Regions from separate parts of the Homo sapiens genome. Here region 1 is linked to region 2. A link is an interaction called in ENCODE POLR2A ChIA-PET data of the cell type or tissue named here. Cell type or tissue: OCI-LY7. All regions are shown on one strand. Links, peaks and the distances in the headings refer to the core of each region. The heading gives the core; the rest is flanking DNA. Region 1 overlaps PRDM10 (PR/SET domain 10). Region 2 overlaps APLP2 (amyloid beta precursor like protein 2).

Region 1 (8,457 bases), core at 405-8,404, 120 kb before region 2:
TGGGTGCAGTGGTTCACACCTGTAATCCCAGCACTTTGGGAGGACAAGGACGACATATCACTTGAGGCCAGGAGTGCAAGACTAGCCTGGGTAACATGGTGAAACCCCATCTCTACAAAAAATACAAAAATTAGCCAGGTGTGGTGGTGTGCACCTGTGGTCCCAGCTTCTTGGGAGTCTGAGGTGGAAGGATCGCTTGAGTCTGGGAGGCGGAGGTTACAGTGAGCCTAGATCACACCACTATACTCCTGCATGGGTCACAGAGTGAGACTCTATCTCAAAAAAAAAAAAAATGAAAGGAATAAATGTCACCAATCATCTAAAGATCTGTAAGAAGAAAACTACAAAATTGTACAAAAGGACATAAAAGGCTCAGTAATTACAAAATCAGAGCCCGGCGTGGTGGCACACACCTGTGGTCCCAGCTACTCAAGAGGCTGAGGGGGAGGATCCCTTGAGCCCAGTTCAAGGTTAGCCAGGGCAACACAGAGAGACCCTGCTGAAAGAAAAAAGAGAGAAGAGAAGAGAAGAGAAGAGAAGAGAAGAGAAGAGAAGAGAAGAGAAGAGAAGAGAAGAGAAGAGAAGAAGTCATAACATGTTCCATGTAGGAAACTTTTTTTTTAAAGTTGTTTATTTTGAAATAACTTCAGACATAAAAGTTGTCAAAATAGTACAAAGAATTCCTGTGTTTCTTCACTCCAGTTCCCTGCATGTTAACATTGTACCATGTTTACTTTACTATTTCCCCTCTTTCTCTTTCTTTCCCTCCCTTTTCTCACTTGAACCATTTGAGAGTAAGTTGCCAACACAATGCCCCTTTCCCCCTAAATTCCTAAGTGCCTAATTCTTAAAAACAAGAAGATTTTCTTATAACCACAGTACTACTATCAAAATGAGGCTGTTAACACGGTAACAGTAATATTACCTAATTCACAGACCTTATTCAAGTTTTGTCAACTCTAATGAATGTCCTTTAAAAAGAATACGACATTTTTTCTCCTGGCCTGGGATGCAATCCGGTACTGCACACAGCACGCTCAGCTGTCCTGCCCTTCAGTCTCCTTCAATCCCAAACGGTTCCCTGCTCTTTCTTGGTCTGCCATGACCTTGACATTTGTGAAATGCACAGGTCATTTATTTTTCAGAATGCTCCTCAATTTAAGTTTGTCTGATGTTTCTTCATGGTTAGATTCAGGATATGTATTTTTAGCAGAGACACCACAGAAGAGATGTGGTGTCCTTCCGATAGAGGAATTTGAGTGGCTTGTTTCCTTCAGCTTGGCTCACTGATGGCACAAATGCGCAGGCGTGTACTATGCTAGGCACTGGGGTGCTGCGGGGATCGGCAGGTACAGCCCATGCCCTCACAAAACACACACAGCCCAGAGAGTCTTTTTGTCTTTGTTTTCATTTCTAGAAAGGTATACTTTATTTCTTCTATTTTAATTTTATTTGTATCTCTTTTAATAGGTAGTAAATGCAGCTGGCTCAAAATTCAAAAGGCACAAAAAGGTATACAGTGGACAATCTCCCTACCTGGAATGCCCTAGCCGTTCCTCAGAAGCAACCTATATTATCAATTTATTGTATTTTCTTCCAAAAATTATTTTGTGTGCATACACACAAGCATACATATATACTCTCTCCCTCTCCAACCACAAATAGATGCACACTACTGATTCCATACAAGGTAGCATTTCTTCTATATCTTGTTTGTCCCATGTAATATCATACCTTTCATATTGTTCCATATATATACAGACATTCCTCATTCTTCATTACAGCTGCATATTTTTAATCTTGCATTCATAAACGCTTAGGTTATTTCTAATATTTTGCAATTACATGTGACACTATGATGAGAACTTTTGGACATACATTGCTTTACAATGTATCTTGCATTTTATGTGTTAGTATCCCACATTTTTTGGAATCTCTGAGGGAAGATACTAGCGCAGTTAAAGTGATTATCTATCATATGTAAAATGGAGATAATTTTATTGTGAGGGTGAAATGATGTATGTAACAACTCTAGGCACAAGGTCTAGTACATAGTAGGTGATTAAATATATCAATTTTCATATTTCACAAACGAGCCATACAGAGCTTCAGAATTTTCAAAACATTTTATACTCTTTAAAAATCTAACAATTTGGCTGGGCGAGGTGGCTCACGCCTGTAATCCCAGCACTTTGAGAGGCCGCAGCGGGCAGATCAGCCTGAGGTCAGCCTGAGGATTTGTCAGCAAGTCAGGAGGCTGAGGATTTTATCAGCAAGACAGGAGTTGCTTGAACGCAAAAGGAAGAGGTTGCAGAGAACCCAGATCGTGCCACTGCACTCCAGCCTGGGCGACACAGCAAGACCCTGTCTCAAAGAAAAAAAAAACGGAAAGAAAGAAAAGAAATCTAACAATACATTCCCTGTACATGAATATCTTTGATAGTAAGGCTTGTCATATTGATTTTCCTTTATTAATTTTCTTTTTAACTCCACAATGTTTACAGCCCTGTTGATTTTGATTTACAGGAGACAGTAGAAGAATCCCAGGGGCAGGAGCCATGTTACTGCTGTCCAGCTGGCAGGTGCTGACAGCTCTGGTAACCAGGGATAGACTCTCACCCCTCATCTTCTTGCGTCTCCTACCGACCTGAGGGAATGGACAGCCACAGCTATACCTTGTCTAGAAAACAGCAGCCATCTTCTGTCCTTTTCCCCCTGTCCCAAAAGAGTTAGAGATTTCATTTCCAGGAAGAGAATGATATGGTTGCATTTCTATTTTCTCTCTAATGATTGACTTTATTCAACAAGTATTTATTAGTACTTGGTATGTGCCAGGCACTGTTCTAGGTCCTTAAGAAACATGTTTATCAAAAAAAAAAATATATATATACAAAAAAAAAGATCCCTGGCTTCTTGCAGCTTCTAGTCTAGTTGTTTTTTTCCTGAACAGCATTGTACAGTATCTAAAGTGTGAACTTTACAATCAGACAAATCTGGGTTCTGAGCTCCCAAATCTTCCATGTACTTAGTTGGGGCGTTAGTAAGCCAAACACTCTGATCCTCAGTATCCTCACTTAAAAATCCAAATTACCAGCCGGGCACAGTGGCTCATACCTGTAATCCCAGCACTTTGAGAGGCTGAGGCGGGCAGATCACTTGAGGTCAGGAGTTCGAGACCAGCCTGGGCAACATGGTGAAACCCCATCTCTACTAAAAATACAAAAATTAGCCAGGCTTGGTGGCGTGTGCCTGTAGTCCCAGCTGCTCGGGAGGCTGAGGCGGGAGAATCGCCTGAACCTGGGAGGTGAATGTTGCAGTGAGCCAAGATCGAGTCACTGCACTCCAGCCTAGGCAACAAGAGGGAGACTCCATCTCAAAACAAACAAACAAACAAATAAAAAATCCAAATTACCTGCCCTGCATGGTTGCTGTAAAAATTAACTACATGTTATGTATTTCATCGAGTCTACAAAGTACGTTCCCCCCATGTTTTAACATTTCTGAAATAGGGATCTATTTTACAATCAGTGGCATCTTGCAGTTACTGTCATCCAGGTGGCAGTCAGGACATAGGGTCACTGCCCACTCATGTGTGATCTCACTTCGAATGAGTCATGTGCACTGTTGACATACTGAGCCTAACTGCCACTTTAAATGTCTTCAAAAAGATGACACGATAACTTGGTATTAAAACCGAAAGACATGGGAACAGTAGCAGGGCATAAATTTTATTAGAGAAGCAAATATCTACCATTGGAAAAATGACCTTAACCAACCGAGGCCCTTACAGAACCTGGGTATAAAAGACAGCCCATGTGGATGAAGCTGCATGATGTGTTGTTATTACTGAGATTCACGGGGAAAAAATGGCCTGAGGTTGAGTGAGAAAACAGCAGGATTAAAATTTGCAGAACAGGTAATAGATGCTTAGAGGAGATTCCTGGAGACAGTGGTGTGCCCTCTGTTAAGAAACGCCACATCAACAACGCTCTTGGTGGCATAGAGAATGATACTGTGTGGAAAACCACCCACATGAAGAACTCCGAGTCCAAAAAGATTCTGAAGAATCAGACTCTTGGAGAAATTTTAGGAATATCTTAGTCAATCTATTTCTCTTTATATTTTCCCTCTTTTGTATGCCAAAGAGTGATATGATAAAAATCAATGTCTAAACGAATCTAGAAGAGCTCTTTCAATAAGTATATAATTAAAATACTAAATGACAGAAAGCACTTGTGAAGCCGGGCGCGGTGGCTCATGCCTGTAATCCCAACACTTTGGGAGGCCGAGGTGGGTGGATCACGAGGTCAGGAGTTCGAGACCAGCCTGGCCAACATGGTGAAACCCCATCTCTACTAAAAAAAATACAAAAATTAGCTGGCGTGGTGGCATGCACCTGTAATCCCAGCTACTCAGGAGGCTGAGGCAGGAGAACTGCTTGAACCAGAGAGGCGGAGGTTGCAGTGAGCTGAGGTTGCGCCACTGCACTCCAGCATGGGTGACAGAGTGAGACTCCATCTCAAAAAACAAAAAAATAAACAAAAAAACCCACTTGTGTCAGAAGTACAATTGGCAAGATTTTTTCTTTCTTACTAATGTGTAAAATCACTGTGTATCTTACCATCAACATCTTAGGCTCAATAAAATATGGCAATATTTGTGATCACATAACAACGATGAACATTCAAGAAAGGGTAGCAATTTTTTTCATGCTTGGTGAACATCAAACACATTTTTTAGTACATGGCAAGCACTGGGGAGAAAAAGGTGAGCAAAAATCTCTGCTCCCAGAGAACTCACAATCTAGTTGGAGAGATGACACCCCACTTTGCAGCTCACCCCATGGCGACACTTGCAGGGTGAGAGTGACAGTGATGAAGAGTGAGGGGAATTAGGAAGGAAGGATAAACCCCTACTTTTCCAGCTAGTTCAGCGATAAGGCTGGGCAGGCGCCAGACAATGGAGTATCCCAGTGTGCCAGCCTCCACCATCACCTGCCCTCCTAGGAGTCCTGAGTTCCCATCATGCCCTTCACCCCACAGCCCTACCCACTCACCATCCACCAGCCTCCCCGACAACATCACTAAGCCCTTCTCAGCTAAACCCAACATCCAGAACTCCCAGGGACTTAGGATGCAGGAGCTCCTGCCTTCATCAGCTGCACACAGAGGTGGAGGAAGAGGCCCAGATTCAGCTTCAAAGGTAGATGAGTACCTGGAATCCCAGGCTGAACTACAAACACAATTTCACTTAAAATGTTGTGACACACAGTGGTTAAGTTCCACAGCACTGTTGGTACATTATTAACCTCAGACACATTAAGAAGCAACAAAGGTTTCTGTACTGGCCTCGCACCTCAAATGCCAGACACGTCATTATTGATATGGAAAGAAGTGTACCACATTCCAGACAATGCACTTACAAATAAACTTTTCCGGCTCATTATGAACTAACTAGCACAAACTGTGGGCTCTCTCCCTGAAATCCAACTCTAGACATGCTATGGAAAGAAGTTATAGGGAGACTGATGAGCCTGCAAGATGAACATAAAAACTGAGGACAAAAACGGAGGAGGGTGAGTGCCAGTCTGGGGAGGGGGTTGTGGATGGGACCAGGGAACAGCCCAGACAGACGGGGACCAGGTTCCACAGAAGAGAGGGGGTGGTGGAAGCAGAATTTTTCTGTTGTTCTCTCTCTGATATTACCCTGAGCTCCCGCCACCCACCCCGCAATCCTACCCCCTCACTACCCACCAGCCTCATTCCTAACATCACTAAGCCCTTCTCAGCTAAAGCCAACATCCAGAACCCCCCAGGACGTAGGACTCAGGAGCCTAGTGTGCCAGCCTCCACCATCGCCTGCCCTCCTAGGAGCCCTGAGTTCCCATTGTGCCGTTCACCCCACAGCCCTACCCACTCACCATCCCCCTGCTGGGGTAAAATGTGGCAAAAATTAAGCAATATCTGCTGATGCACCCATCGACACTGCAATATAGAAACATAGCAAACGATGAGTGCAAAAAATCAAATCATAACAACATCAAAAAAATTAACACAGCAGCCAGCTCTGTGCTGCCTGGCAGTGGAAAAACCTCAAGGCAGCAAAAAAGGCTGGGTAGGGTGTAAATAGCAGATGCCAGGAGGCTGGCAAGGTGCTGGGCACTCTCCTGCCACACACTCCCCCGCTGCACAGCTAGCAAAAACATATGTTCAGACAGGAAGCTTCCTCTAGGGGAAAAGGCTTAGCTGACCCAGAGACTCTGGCCTGATACACAAGCAATTGCTCATTTTTAAAAATTTAATATTTCACCTTTCTTTCAACGAATATACACTAGCTATATGATGATTTTTGCTGACCCAAGCATAAAAAGAGTATTCTTCAGGAATATTTATATAGCAATTAGTCTCCATTTAAAGAAATGATACTTGGGCTTGGTTTAAGTGAGTTACCATAAATACTACAGGCCTTGGGCTGGATTTGCACATATTTGTATTAGAGTCGTCTTTGGAATCAGACAGCCTAGCTCCAAAGCTTGGATTTACCACTTACAGCTTTTGGCAATTTGCTTAATCTCTCTGAGCTCCACCTTCTTCATATATAAAGATAAAGAACTAAGAATATTAGATATTTAACAAATAGGAAGGCCTGGCACAGTGGCTCATGCCTGTAATCCCAGCACTTTGGGAGGCCAAGGTGGGCGGATCACTTGAGGAGAGTAGTTCGAGACCAGCCTGGCCAACATAGTGAAACCCCATCTCTACTAGAAATACAAAAAAAAAAAAAAAAAATTAGCCGGGCGTGGTGGTGCGTGCCTGTAATCCCAGCTACCCAGGAGGCTGAGACACAAGAATCACTTGAACCCGGAAGGCAGAGGTTGCAGTGAGCTGAGATTGTGCCACCACACTCCAGCCTGGGTGACAGAGTGAGACCCTGTCTCAAAAAACAAAAACAAAAACAATACAATGGTAAATTGTGCATAACACAAAACACCTGTATGTCAAGAAACAGAAAACACACCTTCTAAACTCATACTTAAGATTAGATTCTACCTGGTAACTAAAAAAGTAAGTGATTTTACTCTGTGTATAGAGAAAACACATCTTAAGATACTGAGTTATAAAAAAGAGGAAGAAAGATAATAGGAAATCAAATTCTATGGCATAGAATAACGGAACTAATTTCAGAATTAGAAGAGAAATTCTAGGCCCACAGTTCTGAAATATGTTCAGATGACAAGGACCCTGAAGACATAGCACCATGAAATATTAATAGCTGACATGTTATGTTATAATAGCATTTGTTATGAACCAGGCATGTTCCCTAAAAAGGAAGGGAACTCTGGCACATGCTTCAACAGGGAGGAATCTTGAGGACGTTACACTAACCACACATATTGGTTCATTTAATCCTCACAATAACTTCTGAAGTAGGCACATTATATCTCTACTTTACAAGTGATGGATGGAGACAGAAAGAGGCGAAGCGACTTTGCCTGGGTAACAGAGCTAGGAAGCAGAGGAGCTACAATGTAACCTGGGCACGAGGCCGCCTAGCCCACATGCTCAGCCACAAATCTACACTGCTTCTCTTCCCACAAACTAAGAACACTGGACCCTGCATGATGATTCCAGTATAAATGACTCCACTAATGAACCATGTAACAATCATACCCAACCTTTTTTTTTTTTTTTCTCGAGATGGAGTTTCGCTTGTTGCCCAGGATGGAGTGCAGTGGCACGATCTCAGCTCACTGCAACCTCCGCCTCTTGGGTTTAGGGGACTCTCCTGCCTCAGCCTCCTGAGTAGCTGGGATTATAGGTGTCCACCACCATGCCTGGGTAACTTTTTGTATTTTTAGTAGAGACGGGGTTTCACGATGTTGGCCAGGTTGGTCTCGAACTCCTGACGTCAGGTGATCCACCCACCCTGGCCTCCCAAGTTGCTGGGATTACAGGCATGAATCACGGCACCCGACCCCCCTTCTTTTTTAAGTGTTAAATGAAGCAAGATTAGGTAGTCCAAAGTTTTCCACCAACTTTTTTGCCAGTTGTTCACTTGTCACATCCTAAAGCTGACTAAAATTGTGTCCGAAATTGGTGGGTTCTGGGTCTCACTGACTTCAAGAATGAAGCCACGTACCCTCGCGATGAGTGTTACAGCTCTTAAGGTGGCACGTCTGGAGTTTGTTCCTTCTGATGTTCAGATGTGTTTGGAGTTTCTTCCTTCTGGTGGGTTCATGGTCTCGCTGGTTCAGGAGTGAAGCTGCAAACCTTCGCGGTGAGTGTTACAGCTCTTAAAAGCAGTGTGAACCCAGAAAGAGCAGTAGCAAAATATATTGCAAAGAGCAAAAGAACAAAGCTCCCACGGTGTGGAAGGGGACCCGAGCGAGTTGCCACCGCTAGCTCGGGCAGCCTGCTTTTATTCTCTTATCTGGCCCCACACGCATCCTGCTGATTG
Region 2 (8,457 bases), core at 309-8,308:
CTCAGGAGTAACTGCTCCTCTGACTTTATGGTATCACTTTTTGTATTTCCTTATAGTATTACCTCCCATGCATTCGTCCCTAAACACTGTAGTTCAGTTTTTCTTTCTTTTTTTTTTTTTTTAGCTTCATATAAGTGGAATCATTCCGTATATATTTTTATGCATTTGGTCTCATTCACTAGACACATTTTTGACAGCCACGTGTATTGAGTGTAGCTGTGGCTCACTCATTTCCGTTGCTGCATAGTACTCCATTATATGAATAAACCACGCAGTTTGTTCTGCTGTTGATGGACGTTTGAGTTGTTTCCACTTTGAGGTTATTAAGATAATGCTGTTCTCTGTGTGGTTTGCCTTTTCACTCTTAGTGATGTCTTTTGAAGAAGTTCTTAATTTTAATGTCTAATTTTTTAGTCTTGTCTTTTCTTTTTCTTTTTTTGTTATGGTAGGTGCTTTTTGTATCCTGTTTGAGAAGTCTTTTCCTACCCTGAGGATATAACGATAGTCTCCTATATTGTCAATGGGGAACTTTATTTTTTTGCCTTTCGCTTTTGGAGCTATAATTTATCTGGATTTTTGTGTAGAGGTGAAGTTAAGGGCCATTTCATTTCTGTTTTTTTCCTTATGGATATCTGGCCTGCACCATTTATTGTCAAGGTCATCCTTTCCCTTCTGCTCGGCTCTGTCACCCTTGTAATCAAGTATCTCCCTGTGCGTGAATCTGTTCCTGGGTTCTCCCTTCTATTCCATTGTTCTCTTTGTTTATCCTTGCACCAACTCCACATTGTCTTAATTATTATATAATAAGATTTTATATTTACTAGATCAAGCCCTTCCTTGCTTGTCTTGAATAGCATCTTAGCTCTTCCCTTAACCTTTTTCTTTTCACATAAATTTGCCACATTTTACCAAAACAGCTTCTTGTTAGAATTTTGCTTTTGCTTTGGGTCTATAGTTTAATTGGGGGAAAATTGACATTTTTCAAATACCTAGTTTTCCAATCCGGGAACATGACATGTATTTTTTTTATTTATTTATTTATTTATTTATTTATTTTTGAGACAGGTTGTTGCTCTGTCACCCAGGCTGGAGTGCAGTGGTGCAGTCTCTGCTCACTGCAACCTTTGTCTCCCGGGTTCAAGCGATTCTTCTGCCTCAGCCTTCTGAGTAGCTGGGATTACAGGCACCCACCACCATGCCAGGCTAATTTTTGTATTTATAGTAGAGATGGGGTTTCACCATGTTGGTCAGGCTGGTCTCAAACTCCTGACCTCAGATGATCCTCCCGCCTTGGCCTACCAAAGTGCTGAGATTATAGGTGTGAGCCACTACGCCCGGCCCATGACATGTGTTTTATTTAGGCCCTCTATAATTCTGCCTTCAATGTTTGGTAGATTTCTGCATAGAGATCTTGTGTATCTTTTGTTAGATTTATTCATAGTCATTTGATCTTTTTTATGCTATTATAAATGGCATCTTTAAGATTTTTTGTTGTTGGTTTGTGTGTTTGTGAAAAATACAATTGATATTTTTCAGATTGACCTTGTATCCAGTAATCTTGCTAAACATGTATACTAATTATAATAATTTATCTGTAACTTTAAATTTTTCTGAGTATATTCTGTGAATTGTGACAGTTCTATTTCTTTCCATTCAATCCTTGTAACTTTTATTTCTTTTTCTTGCTTTGCTGCCCCAGCTAAAATGTTCAGATAGAAAAGACAATAGCTAGTGTCTTAGTCTGACTTCTCTCAGAGGGAAACTGTTTTTGCAATTTATATGATACTCGTAGTTTTTTGGTAGATACCAGACCCTTTATCGGATAAGGAAGAGTTTATATTCTAAGTTTGCCAAAGATTCTTGTCATGAATGAATGTTGAGTTTTTTTCAAACATCTTTTTTTGCCAAGTATAAGATGATGATATGAATTTAATTTTGAGAGTGCAGTATGTAGGAAACTTTGCATTCCTGAAATGAACCAAACTTGGTTTATTTTCTGCATTTGGTTTGCAAAAATTTTGTTCAGGAGTTTTGCCTCTTTGCTAATAAGTGAGTTTGACCTGTAATTTTTCTCTTTTTGTAATATACTTGTCAAGTTCTGATTTCAAAGTTAATAGCCTCCTAAGTTTTGGGGGAAGAGAGCATTGCCTTTATTACTATTATAATTTTTTGAGACGGAATCTTACCCTGTTGACCAGGCTGGAGTGCAGTGGTGTGGTCTTGTCTCAACCTTTGCCTCCTGGGTTCAGGTGCCTCCTGCCTCAGCCTCCTGAGTAGCTGGGATTACAGGCGCCAGCCACCATGCCTGGCTAATTTTTGTATTTTTAGTTGAGATGGGGTTTCACCATGTTGGCCAGGCTGGTCTCAAACTCCTGACCTCAAGTGATCCACCCACCTTGGCCTCCCAAAGTGCTAGGATTACAGGCATGAGCCACCGTGCCCGGCCAGACATTTTATTTATACAGGTGCTTACAGACTGATTAATTTGAGGTCTAGGCTAATGTGTGTTCCAGACAAAAATTTTCATTCTACCTGGAGCCTGAGGACACTAGCAATCCAGGATCTTACTGTAAGTTCCTGGACTGTGATGACTGTAAGCTGAACTCTGTGGAGTCCTGTCAGTTTCTGATTTATCTTTCTTTTTTTTTTTTTTTTTGAGATGGAGTCTTGCTTTGTTGCCCAGGCTGGAGTGCAGTGGCGTGATCTCGGCTCACTGCAAGCTCCGCCTCCCGGGTTCACGCCATTCTCCTGACTCAGCCTCCCAAGTAGCTGGGACTACAGGTGCCCGCCACCGTGCCTGGCTAATTTTTTTTAATTTTTAGTAGAGATGGGGTTTCACTGTGTTAGCCAGGATGGTCTCAATCTCCTGATCCACCTGCCTCGGCCTCCCAAAGTGCTGGGATTACAGGCGTGAGCCACCACGTCCGGTCGTTGGATTTATCTTTCTAGATTCATATGCTTTGAGCTACAAACTCCAAACCTTTAAGTTCTCCAAGTTATTACAAAAAATTTAGAAAATACAGTTTTGACCAAAACAAAAAACAAACCCCCCCAAAAACAAAAGAGTAGATTCCCCCTTATGTGTGTATAACCCGTTTTTTCCTTCATTTAACATATTGAATAATTTCCAGGTCATTACATATTTTGTAACGTGTATAGCTTTTTTTGGGATCACACTTGATGGTTTGGGGCTTTTGAACACTCTGCAATTTTAAATGTACAACATTCATCCCTCTAAATAGGTATTCATGCTGTGAATTTGGATTTGAGTAACTAAACTATTGTATGAACATTTTGAGTTATTGCATAGGGATGTTGCCTACTAGCCAGTGATTGGATATTTGCAGTAGTATTGAACTGTTACTTGACTATTTTACCCTCATTTTATAAGGGTGATAAAAAGGAGGGAAAATGTTTATTTTATTGATAAGCACATGGTGATAACTGGTGCTTTTTTGGTGTTTTTCTAGGTAGTTTCTTTGAACTTATATAAATGCTCAGTGGGTTCAATTATGTGGAAAAAAATTAAGGAATGCCTATAAAATGCTGGAAATTTTCAAGGGTGTTTTCCCCCCTAAAACACTGGAAGTAATTGGGATCTGATAAATTATTAGCTTGCTAGTAGCAGAATCCCCAAATAACATGCATATGTTTGTAACTTGTTCATGTTTACAGAAATATACCTTATGTGAAAGTAGAGGACTGCCTATTTTGTAATTTATTTGATTCTTTTATAACTGAACATGTATGTTTCTCATTCTTCTCTAATGTAAACAGCATACTGTGGATATCTTTTAAAAAAAAATCATTGTAGCTATATCCCAAATTGGCATTTAAAAGAACCTCTGGAAAGGACTTGATCTAAAATGGAAGACTTTATGGTAATTGGTTCGTTTGAGGCTTTTCATAGTCATCATTATTAGCAAACATTTATGGAATTGCCATATGTAGGGCACCGTGACAGAACAAATAACACCATAGCTGAAGGCACTGTATGGTTCTTAAGATGATATAATAACTAGAAACTTCTTCTGTTGGAGAGATGGTAGTCAACACTTTTCCAGTCTTCTCATACAGATTTTATTAATTTAGCCTTTTAATTTTTATTACTCAAAACTTCATTTTTTTTTTTGTTTGTTTCTGAGGTGGAGTTCTGCTCTTGTCGCCCAGGCTGGAGTACAGTGGCACGATTTTGGCTCACTACAACCTCTGCCTCCCAGGTTCAAGCGATTCTCCTGCCTCAGCCTCCTGAGCAGCTGGGATTACAGGTGCCCGCCATCACGCCCAGCTGATTTTTGTATTTTTAGTAGAGACGGGGTTTCACCATGTTGGCCAGGCTGGTCTTGAACTCTTGACCTCAGGTGATCCACCCGCCTCGGCCTCCCAAAGTGCTGGGATTACAGGCGTGAGCCACCTCATCCGGTCTCAGTTTTTAATTTAATTTTCTGACTCTGTGCTTGTGCTTTTAATACTTTCACACTGATTTTCTGCTTCTCAATAAGGAAAGCACGTTTGATCTGGTCACAAACACAAAACAAATGGAACCACTGTAGGCCCCGATGCCATGTGTTTTGTTTTGAATAACCTCATAAGAACTCCTGGTCTCCCAGCATGAAGCCCTCTAAGTCAGCCTGGGCACACGCCACTGCAGGTGTTGGTGCATTTGGGACAGCCTAGTTTTGTTAGAGGCTGTATTGTAGGAAAGCCTGTGACAGTATGTCAGACTCATTGCCTATAGACAGCATCCCCAGAAAGAGAGAGGGGGGAAGCTTTTCATATACAGATTTTTAAAATCTAGGTTATCTGTTTTCTTACTGATTTATAGTGTTTCCTTCCAGATGTTTTACACATGTCAGCCACAAGACATAAGCATTTTCTAAATTGAACAGCCTAAAGTCCACAGATCTTTTTGTGTATATGGTAAAATGTACATAACAAAATATATTAACCACTGAAACTTTTCTTTTCTTTTTTTTTTTTTTTTTTTTTTTTTTTGAGACACGGTCTCACACTGTTGTCCAGGCCAGAGTGCAGTGGCACAATCATAGCTCACTAGAGCTTCAACCTCCTGGGCTCAAATGACTCTCCCACCTCAGCCTCCCAAGTAGCTGGGATCACAGGCGTTGAGCCATCATGCCTGGGTAATTAAACATTTTTTTTGTGGAGATGGGGACTTGCTCTCTTGCCCAAGCTGGTCCTGAACTCGTGGCCTCAAGCAGTCCTGCCTTGGCCTCCCCAAGTGCTGTGATTGCAGGTGTGGGCCACCAAGCCCTGCCTTAAAACATTTTTTTTTTGTGGTAAGAACACTTAACATGAGATCTAAATTTTAAGTGCACAATGCAGTATTGTTAACTGTAGAGAAAATGTTATACAGCAAATCTCTAGAACTTATGCATCTTGCAAAACGGAAACTTTATACCTGTTGAATAGCAACTGTTTTTTCCTCCCTTCAGCCTGTGTCAGTGACAGTTCTGTGAATTTGATTATGTTAGATATCCCATATAAGGGGAATCATGCAGTACTTGTCTTTTTGTGACTTGTTTATTTTACTTAGCATAATGTCCTCCAGGTTCATCCATGTTGTTGAATGTGGCAGAATTTACATTTTTTTTAAGGCTGAACAATATTCCATTTTATGTATATATCATATTTTCCTTATCCATTCATCTCTCGATGGACATTTAGGTTGTTTCCATGTCTTGGCTATTGTCAGTAATTCTGCAGTGAACATGGGAATGCATATATCTGTCTGGGATAATGAGTTTAATTCTTTTGCTGTATACCCAGGTGTGAGATTGATAGATCATATGATAATTCTACTTTTAATTTTTTAAGAACCTTCATACTATTTTCTATAGTGGCTGCACCATTTTTTCACCAGCGGCATACAGGAGTTCCGATTTCTCGGCCGGGCGCGGTGCCTCACGCCTGTAATCCCAGCACTTTGGGAGGCCGAGGCAGGCGGATCACGAGGTCAGGGGATCGAGACCATCCTGGCTAACACGGTGAAACCCTGTCTCTACTAAAAATACAAAAAATTAGCCAGGCGTGGTGGCGGGTGCCTGTAGTCCCAGCTACTCGGGAGGCTGAGGCAGGAGAATGGCGTGAACCTGGGAGGTGGAGCTTGCAGTGAGCCGAGATTGCACCACTGCACTCCAGCCTGGGCGATAGAGCGAGACTCCGTCTCAAAAAAAAAAAAATGCTTTTTCTGCATCTTTTGAGGGTATCATATTATTTTTGTCCTTCATTCTGTTAATGTGATATGCCACATTTTTTGGTTTGTATGTGTTAAACCATTCTTGCATCCCAGGGATAAATCCCACTTGATCCAGGTGTATGATCTTATTAATGTGTTGTCTGATTCAGTTTGCTAGTATTTTGTTGACATCCTTTGCGTCTGTGATTATCAGGGATATTGGCTTATAGTGTTCTTTTTTTTGTAGTGTCTTAATCCTATTTTGTTATTAGGGTAATGCTGGCTTCATGGGTGGAAATTAAACACACCCTTGGTAAACAGCAGTCTTAACCATTGAGCCAAAGAAGAAATCAAATGGGAAATTAGATGATGTTTTGAACGAATGAAAACACAACATACCAAAACCCTTGGGATGCAGCAAAAGCACCACTGAGAGGGAAGTTTATAGCAGTAAATGCCTACATTAAAAAAATAAGAAAGATCTCAAACAGCCTAATTGTACACCTCAAACTAGAAAAAGAATAAGCTAATCCCAAAGTGAGCAGAAGGAGGAAAATAATTTGCAACAGAATAAATGAAAACAGAATAGAAAAAAACAATAGAAAAAAATCAAAGAAAGAGTTGGGTTTTTGAAAAGATAAGCAAAATTGACAAACCCTTGGCTAGACTAAGAAAAACAGAAGACACAAAATCAGATATGAAAGAGGAGACATTACAATTGATACCATGAAAATAAAAAGTATCGTGAGACTATTATGAGCAGTTGTATGCCAAAAAATTGGATAACCTAGAAGAAATGGGTAAATTTCTAAAAACGTGCAAACTACCAAGACTGAATCATGAAGAAATAGAAAACTTGAGCAGATCAGTAACAAATAAGAAGATTGAGTCAGTAATCAAAAACCTCCCAACAGGCTGAGTGCGGTGGCTTATGCCTGTAATCCCAGCACTTTGGGAGGCCGAGGTGGGTTGATCACCTGAGGTCAGGAGTTTGAGACCAGCTTGGCCAACATGGCGAAACGCCGTCTCTACTAAAAATACAAAAAAATTAGCCAAGCATGGTGGTAGGTGTGTGTAATCCCAGCTACTCCGGAGGCTGAGGCAGGAGAATTGCTTGAACCTGGGAGGCAGAGGTTGCAGTGAGCTGAGATTGTGCCAGTGAACTCCAGTCTGGGCAACAGAGCGAGACTCCATCTCAAAAAAAAAACCAAAAAACAAAACAAAACAAAAAAAACTTCGAACTAAGGAAAGCTCAGGACCAGATGACTTCACTGGAGAATTCTACTAAACATTAAGGAAGAATTAACACTAATCCTTCTCATAGTCTTCCAAAATATTGAAGAGGGAACATTTTCATTTTAACTGTTTTTAAGTGTACAATTCGGTGGCATTAAGGACATCCACAACATTGTGCAACCATCCCCGCTGTCCATTTCCAGTACTTTTTCATCCAAACAGAAACCCTGTACCCATTAGACACTAACTTTCTATTCCCCTGGATCCCCCAGCCCCTGGTGATCTATGAATTTGCCTATTCTGGGGCTCAAGTAAGTGAAATCATAAAATATGTCCTTTTGAGTTTGGTGTATTTAGTATATTTTCAAGGCTTGTGCATCAGAATTCCATTCCTTTTCGAGACTGAGTAATATTCCATTGTGCATATATACCACATTTTGTTCATTCATCTGTTAATGGGCACTTGGGATGTTTCTACCTTTGGCTACTGTAAACAATGCTGCTATGAAAATTGGCGTACATGTAGATATGGGAGTCCCTGCTTTCAGTTCTTTCGGATATTTACTAAGAAGTGAAACTGCTGGATCATATAGTAATTCTGTGCTTAAATTTTTGAGAAATTGCCAAACTGTTTTCCACAGTGACTTTACTGTTCTCCAGTCCCACTGACAGTGGACAAAGGTTCCAATTTCTCCACATCCTTGCCAACAGTTACTTTCCTTTTTCAAATAATAGCTATCCTAATGGGCGTGGAGCGGTGTCTTATTGTTTTGATTTGCATTTCTCTAATAGCTAGTGATGTTGAGTATCTTTTCATGTTGACCATTTTTATATCTTTGGAAAAATGTCCGTTGAAGTCTTTGGCCCATTTTCGAATTAGATTGTTTTGTTGCTATTGTTGAATTGTTGGAGTTCTTTATATATTCTGGATGTTAATTAGATATGTGATTTGTAGATATTTTCTGTCATTCTGCAGTTTGTGTTTTCACTCTCAATAGTGTCCTTTGATGCACAAAAGTTTAACT

Evidence for each region. Peaks named below come from ENCODE experiments on the same cell type or tissue, not always from the same donor. Only the 100,000 strongest peaks of a DNase experiment are listed, where the experiment ranks them.
Region 1: POLR2A ChIA-PET joins it to region 2 with 7 read pairs; 9 of 35 experiments call an interaction of 5 or more read pairs at or near these places.

The regions. Positions count from the first base shown.
Region 1 is chr11:129,962,870-129,971,326 of GRCh38, forward strand. The region is part of intron 1 of PRDM10 (PR/SET domain 10); the gene reads right to left. Among named protein-coding and RNA genes, the nearest start is that of PRDM10-DT, 36 kb to the right of the region's middle. RefSeq lists a silencer at 2,351-2,551 and an enhancer at 3,425-3,719. In OCI-LY7, for the core only: CTCF peaks have their summits at 3,544 and 6,218; DNase peaks (open chromatin) are centred at 1,281, 3,592 and 6,212; H3K4me3 peaks cover 1,823 bases; H3K27ac peaks cover 4,700 bases.
Region 2 is chr11:130,078,059-130,086,515 of GRCh38, forward strand. The region is part of intron 1 of APLP2 (amyloid beta precursor like protein 2); the gene reads left to right. It also overlaps the pseudogene RPL34P21. Among named protein-coding and RNA genes, the nearest start is that of APLP2, 12 kb to the left of the region's middle. In OCI-LY7, for the core only: no CTCF peak of the experiment used is centred there; a DNase peak (open chromatin) is centred at 4,643.